Regions from separate parts of the Homo sapiens genome. Here region 1 is linked to region 2. A link is a contact called in ENCODE Hi-C data. All regions are on one chromosome and are shown on one strand. Each heading gives the region's core, a stretch centred on a gene start or an enhancer-like site at or near the end of the contact. The rest is flanking DNA. Distances are from core to core; before and after follow the strand shown.

Region 1 (3,411 bases), core at 1-2,500, 3.6 Mb before region 2:
TGCATGGCACACGTTTACCTTTGTAACAAGCCCGCACATCCTGCACATGTACCCCCAGAATACCCCAGAACTTAAAAAAAATTAAAATTAAAAGACCCAACCCTGAGATTCTTAGGCACCTTTACCTGCGTGACTAATAACAAGATCTGCTTTCTGAATGTCTTCTTTCAAGGAATCCTTGTACCTGTAAACATCCAGAGTAAACGACTCAGTACTGAAGGGTTCAGGTACCACCGTTCCTCTACCAATTTGCAGGATAAGTCGGTTGTAACCAAGGCTCTCGATTTTCTGAAAGAGGAAATCAGAATGTGAGGGCCTTTTAAACTGGCTATGTAAAACAGAGCAGGAACCACCACCACTACTAAAGTTTGACGTTAACATCGGAGCACGGCCGCCAAAAAGCCTATCTGTGGCCGATTTCACTTAGTTTTCAAAACTATTTTCTGGTCCGGGGCCCGACGAGGAACCTCCCAAGCACTCATGAATCTAAGCGACCCAGCTCGCAGAGTCCCGCGAAAGCCACAGCAGGAAAAGACTTTGGAAAAGGAGTCGCAAACTCGGGGGGAACCCAGGCACTACCCGTTCTGCCTCACTTGATCAACTGCGAGAACCGGGAGCCCTGAGGGGACGACGCGCGCTGAGGAGAGGAACCGCGCGGGCTCCGGCCAAGTGCTGAGGGGAAGGAGCCGGGCTCTGAGGCGAGCTCGGCTGGCTCAGACGCCGGCGCCGACGTGCGGTCCACAGGGGGGCCTGAGGAAAAACTGCCGAGCCCGGTGGAAAACCCGAGCTCGGAGGGGCGGAGCCGTTGGAAGGAGGGGCGGAGGACGCGGAGGCGGAGAATAGAGCGCGGGGGCAGACCGGAAAAGGAGCTGAAGAAATGAGGGAGAGGAGCGGCCGGAATAATGGGAAGAGGAAACAGGCAACCCCGAGTGGCCGGGTAGCCGGAGAAGGGCCCCGCCGGGCGTGGGCAGAAGCCAGCTAAGGGGCAGCGGCACCTGTGGTAGAGTTGCGGGGGTTTCTTTCCGAGCGCGACGGTCAGGCAAGGCTAACGCGGCTGGCAGTATGGCCGGAGATGGCGGGTGGCGAGCCAAGCCGCCGCCTGCTCGCCTCCCTCACTCACTTGCAGACTGTCGGGCGCCGACACACACGCAATGAGGTCGTCAAAGCTGGTGGTCCCTACGGTAACAAACACGCACTTCATGGCGCGGGTTCCTCAAGCCCTGATCGCAAGGGCCGGATATGACGCAACTGAGGCCACGCACGTTGCAGTGACTGCCTTCTGTGAGGGAGGCGGAAATCCGTAATGGCCGCCAGGGGGCGGCGGGGCCCCGGGCTGTGTCACCGGTTGGGTGGGGCAAAAGACTATTGGTGGCCTAGGTACCAGCCACTGTTCTAAGCCCTTTATGTGTAGGAGCCAGCTCTTGAGACCCCTCACTATAAGGGAATGGGGAATTGCCAAATGTAATTAACTTTTTCAAAACTGATGGGTAAAAAAAAAAAACATCATACCCTAAGCATTGAGTTGGTGTCGTTGCGTGGGTACCACAATCTTTTAATGACAGACAAGTTTGAGATTTTTTTGTTTGCTGCCAGGTTTTGTCAAGATACATTTGAGAGATGGTTTTACTTCGAGTTGGCTAAGGGGATATGAAAAATAAAAGTGCCTTACCAGGCACAGTGGCTGTAATCCCAAGCTACTGGGAAGAATCACTTGAGCCCAGGAGTTAAGACTAGCCTGGGCAACATAGCAAAACCCTTGTCTCTAAAAATATTATTTTTTAGGCCAGGTGCCATCGCTCAAGTATGTAATCCCAGCACTTTGGGAGGCCAAGGCAGGTATATTATTGAGGTCAGAAGTTCCAGACCAGCCTGGGCAACATGGTGAAATCCTGTCTCTCCTAAAAATACAAAAATTAGCCGGGCGTGGTGGCAGGCTCCTGTAATCCCAGCTACTCAGGAGGGTGAGGCACGACAATTGCTTGAGCCCAGGAGACAGAGGTTTCAGTGAGCCCAAGATCCTGCCATTGCACTCCAGCCTGGGTGACACAGAATGAGACCCTGTCTCAAACAAACAAAAAAAATTTAATTAGCCGGGGGTGGGAGCACCCACCTGTGTTCCTAGCTAGTCAGAAGGCTGAGGCTGCAGTGAGCCATGATCACACCACTGCACTGCAGCCTGGACGACAGTGAGACCCCGTCTCGAAAAAATAAAAAAACTAAAAATAAAAGGCATCTTATAAGGTATGGGGTCTTGCTCTGTTGCCCAGGCTTGATTCTAACTCCTGGGCTCAAGCAGTCCTCCTGTGGCAGGCCACGTCTCACTAACGGAGGCCTCCATAACAACTGTTTCAGTACTGAGTGGTGAAGTTAATATTAAAAGCTAAAAAAAGCCAGTGCCCTTATACAAAGGCTGGAATGTAACTAAAGCCCACCAAGAGTTTTGCCTAGGCCTTTCCTGGGCCCTAAAGCATGACAAAATAACAAAGGAAGTCTTAACATTACCCATTTAGGATTAAACAAGTTTTATTGTGGGTCTGAAGAAACTCCCCAGGCCTCCACAAACAAGTTTGTTGGGAGTCCGAAGGAACTCCCCAAACCTCTGTGATTTAGCAGGAGACAAGATAAGGGTAATCACGCCAGCACCTGGACTCATTTAGATTTTTTTTTTTTTTTTTTGAGACGGAGTCTCGCTCTGTCACCCAGGCTGGAGTGCAGTGACACAATCTCGGCTCACTGCAAGCTCTGCCTTCCGGGTTCACGCCATTCTCCTGCCTCAGCCTCTCAAGTAGCTGGGAATACAGGCACCCACCACCACGCCCGGCTAATTTGTTGTATTTTTAGTAGCGACGGGGTTTCACCATGTTAGCCAGGATGGTCTCGAACTCCTGACCTCATGATCCACCCACCTTGGCCTCCCAAAGTGCTGGGATTACAGGCGTGAGCCACCGCACCTTGCCGGACCCATTTAGATTAAGTAAATTTACTGAGGCTCCAGAGGAAGATCTTCAAGATTCAGACCTTATTTATAGATTAAAAGAAGTTAATCACTTATGTCTTTAGATGAATGCACACTTACATGTAGACATATAGCTTAGAAGGTATATAAGCTCTGGAAAACATCGTGATTTTGAGTTGGTTTCGTGATAATATCCAGGCCTTTTCCCTGTAAACAGTTACAGAAATAAAAACTCTCTTCCTCCACAGTTTATCTGCATCTTGTTATTAGGTCACGAGAAATAGCAGCCCCACCCTCAGTTTGGTCCGAGAGCACTCCCGCCTCCGCCTCCACCTCCCAAGTAGCTGGGACTACAGGTGCATCAAAAGTGGCTTTTAGAAAATCACTCTAACTGGCTGGGCACGGTGGCTCACGCCTGCAATCACAGCACTTTGGGAGGCCGAGGTGGGTGGATC
Region 2 (3,823 bases), core at 737-3,236:
AATCTTCTTAGCAGCACTAGTCATAGTAGCCAAAAATTGGAAACTGATGTGCCTATCTAATAGTGAGTAGACAGATAAAAATGTGTTATATCCATAAAATGGAATACTATTCAGCAATAAAAAAGTAAGGAAGTACTGATACATACTACAATATGGATGAATCTCAAAAATATTATGCTAAGTGAAAGAAATCAGACACAAAGACTGCATATTGTATGATTTCATTTATATAAAATGTCCAGAATAGGCAAATTTATAGAAACAAAAAAGTAGATTAGTGGTTGTCTGGGGCTGGGAATGGGACAGAGGATTGATTAACTATAAATAGGCATGAGGGACCTTACTGGAGGGATCAAAAAGTTCTAAAACTGATTTATGGTGATGGTTGCCCCACTTCAGTAAAGTTACCAAAAATCATTTAATTATGCACTTGAAATCAGTGAATTTTATGATATGTAAAATGTGCCTCATTTTGAGTGAGTGTTATACAGGAACTCTACTAACCTTGCAACTTTTCTATAAATCTACAACTATTCTGAAATTTTTGAAAAATTAAATAAAAATAAAAATAAAAAAGTATATGTTTATGAATTGATATCAGTATTTGGCAGTACCTATCTATGTAAAATGACATTTTCAAAGATTAAATAGGTAAAAATTTCCTAACAGATCAGCATTAACAGATGAACACTTAAAATCAATTTTGACAATAGGGAACACTAATTCTGAGCCCCAATTAAGCAAAATATTATCCCCTAAAAAGAATTCTATTCTTCTCATTGGTAGTCTTCCTGTATTACAAAAAAAGTACTCAATTACTATTATATTTTGAATTTCATCAATAAAAATTTGTTGAAATTTGTTTTCTCTTTTGTCATAAAAGTACCAACAAAATATTCTTGATTTTGCCTTTTGGCCTACAAAGCCTAAAATATTTACTATCTGGCTCTTTACAGAAAGTTTCCCAACTCCTGTTCTACACTATAACAGGATAAACATAAACATCATGAGTCTCTTTCTTGAATGTATTCTTATCGTTACCTAGTTGTGGCATAATGTCCTCTGGATATGCCCTATAAAGGATCAGTCTTGCATTGCTTCTGCTATGGCACTATTTGGGATTTCTATAAAAAGAAACACTATTAGCTTAATAGTTGTAGCAAAGCCTTGACAACATAGTTAATATCGTGATATTAAAATGCCAACACCACAGCCCGGTATCCTTAAGATGACCCTCATCAAGCTGTGATGTCACCAGGCTATGGACTCACCGAGGTCTCTTAGATATCAGGTGGCTCCCACGGCATCACACCCTGCCTTTGGCATCACCCTGGCACATCACCTCAGTACGGTGCCATATGCTATCACTGCTGTGGTAGAACCCTGTCCTGATGCCACACCGCCGAGATGTCAGAGTAATTAACCCCCACTTCTTTCCACTCCCTAGGCGGTGGCAGGGAGGGGGAGGGTAGCCACAGTCACCGGTTCGAGCTCAGTAGGTAGTACTCAGCTCCAACCCTTGTCCCTTCCGCCTGCCACTGCAGGTCAGGAACCCCGGGGGACAGGACCTTTAGGCTCTCATAACTCTTGCCCTGCCCCCGAACCTGTTTCATATGGCCGACTCAACGACCCGCCAGCGACTACCCACCCCGGCTCTTTCACACGGTTCCACTCAAAGCCGCTCCCCGTACCTGACTCCATTCTCCAGCTGTCATCCTGGGCCAATTCCACCGGCAACTTGACTACGGACGGACGGTCGCTAGGATCCCTGGGACTTGTAGTTCTGCACTGCTAGGGGCCAAGTCTGTGAGGGCAGCAAAGGCGCCTCCCTGCCCGGAACTGCTCTCAAACTGCAACTCCCAGAGGCGCCGCGCGACGGGAAAAGAAAAGGGAACGAGGAAGGCCGGTGATTGGTGAAGCTCTAACGGCTGTTTTGACTGGCGTAGCCGGAGCCGGCGACGTGAGGCGGGCGTTGCTCGCGCGACAAGTAGTTGCTGGGACAGCGAAATGGAGGGGTGTGTGTCTAACCTAATGGTCTGCAACCTGGCCTACAGCGGGAAGCTGGAAGAGTTGAAGGAGAGTATTCTGGCCGATAAATCCCTGGCTACTAGAACTGACCAGGTAAAGCAACGCTAGGTCTCTCCGCAGTCGGCGACGTCGGCGAAGCCCTACGTGGCTTTCGGGGCCCGGCCCTAGCGGAGGCCCCGTTTCTGAGAGAAGCAGAACCCCGCCCCCGCCGCCCCAAGCAGTCCCCCTGGGTCACCTCGGGACTCGCGATAGGCCTGCGGGAGCTAGCCCCACAGACCTCAGATATTTTCCCGTTGGCCCGGAGCTCCGCTCCCTGATTTTTGGATAGTTCTAGAACGTCTACCGCATTTCTCAGAAACTCCCAATCAGTGAAAAGGAAGGCTTTTTATATGGATTTATTTACCTTTACTAGTAACTGTATTCAGTAACGCATGTGAAATTGAACGCCCCTTCCGTGCCAGGCAGTTTGCTAGGAGCTGGGGATACGGTGGAGTGGAAGATGCAGACAATAAAATAAGCACAAAAACATGTCCGATTACAAATTGTGGTAAATACTCGGCAGAGAAGTTTACATGGTGCTTTCAGAACACGTTAATAGGAGGATCTGATGCTGAATATGACTGTCGTTAATTGGAAAAGTTTTTGCAAAGAAGGGAAGGTTAGTTAGACTTTGAAGCATGAGTGGGATTTCCATGGGGGAATGAGTGGACATTCTAAGCAGAGGTAGACAGAAGTTTAGAAGTGTTTCTTTCTGCCCTCCTGCTCACAGGACTCTCGTGCTTTCATCCTCAGTTTCTAGGATTCATGGTGCCTTTAGTAAGCCCACAAATATTTATAGATGGCCTTGTGTTTCGCAGACAGTGTCGTAAGCACTAGTGAGACTGTCCCATACTTACAGATCTCCATTTTGTGTCTTTTGGGAGAGAATTAGAAATCAAGAGACTGTTTTCTCTTTTCTGGAACTTTCCTTTATTACTCAACCTGAAAATGGCCTTATCTTTACCTGGTTTACTTCATTATGGTCTGGTGATATTTAAGGATTTAAATTTAAATGTAATACTTTATATTAAGATTTAATACTCCATTGGAAATTTAACCATTCTTCAGTCAAGTCAGTGGCTTAAAAAGGGAAAGGAACTATTCAGCATCAAGAGACGTAAAAAACATGAAGAAATGCAATTTATGGATCTCGTCTGGTTCCTGATTTAAACAAACCAACTGCAAAAAGACATTTGGGAGACAGTTGGGGGCAATCTGAATACAGACCGGATATTAGACATTCTAAAGGAGTTAGTGTTAATTTTAGTAAGTGTAATAATGGTCTCATAGTTATATAAGAAATACCTTTATTTTTTACATACTGAAAGAGAAGGGTGAAAAGTCATGATATTTAGGATTTGTTTTTGGAAAGCTCAGCAAGGAAAAAACTAGTTAAAGCAAATAGGGCAAGATGTTTGTTGTTAAATCTAAGCAGTAGGCCTGTGGGTTTCTATTCTATTCCCTCTATTTTTGTGTTTGAAATTTTTTTGTAATAGAGTTTAAAATACCATTTTCTATTCTGTGGGGCTAAGAAGTATAGCAGTCACTGCAAATAGGGATTCCCTTTGACAAATAATGACTACTATAGCTTTTTTAATTTTTATTTATTTTTATTTATTTATTTTTTGAAACAGAGTTTCGCTCTTGTTGCCCAGGCTGGAGTGCAGTGGTGCCGTATCACCTCACTGCAACCTCTGCCTCCCGGGTTCAAGCGATTCCCCTGCCTCAGCCTCCCAAGTAGCTGGGATTACAGGCG

The links. A loop is a pair of places that touch in the nucleus more often than their neighbours do. Pooled maps may share reads with other maps.
Region 1: a loop to region 2 is called in a map of naive thymus-derived CD4-positive, alpha-beta T cell, with 36 times the contacts of the local background. The contact joins the promoter of ALG13 here to the promoter of PSMD10 in region 2. A Hi-C loop is called at or near these places in 1 of 168 maps with a recorded cell type or tissue (naive thymus-derived CD4-positive, alpha-beta T cell), 1 of 37 single-sample maps with no recorded cell type and 11 of 50 pooled maps.

The regions. Positions count from the first base shown.
Region 1 is chrX:111,679,009-111,682,419 of GRCh38, reverse strand. ALG13 (ALG13 UDP-N-acetylglucosaminyltransferase subunit) reads right to left here and starts at 1,250. Exons shown (of 27, transcript NM_001099922.3): 1 at 1,121-1,250; 2 at 126-288. The coding sequence starts at 1,201. RefSeq lists enhancers at 794-853, 874-923, 994-1,183, 863-1,582.
Region 2 is chrX:108,089,705-108,093,527 of GRCh38, reverse strand. It overlaps PSMD10 (proteasome 26S subunit, non-ATPase 10), which reads left to right and starts at 1,986. Exons shown (of 5, transcript NM_002814.4): 1 at 1,986-2,121. The coding sequence starts at 2,008. It overlaps ATG4A (autophagy related 4A cysteine peptidase), which reads right to left and starts at 1,750. Exons shown (of 13, transcript NM_052936.5): 1 at 1,692-1,750. The coding sequence starts at 1,701. RefSeq lists enhancers at 1,548-1,787, 1,838-2,237.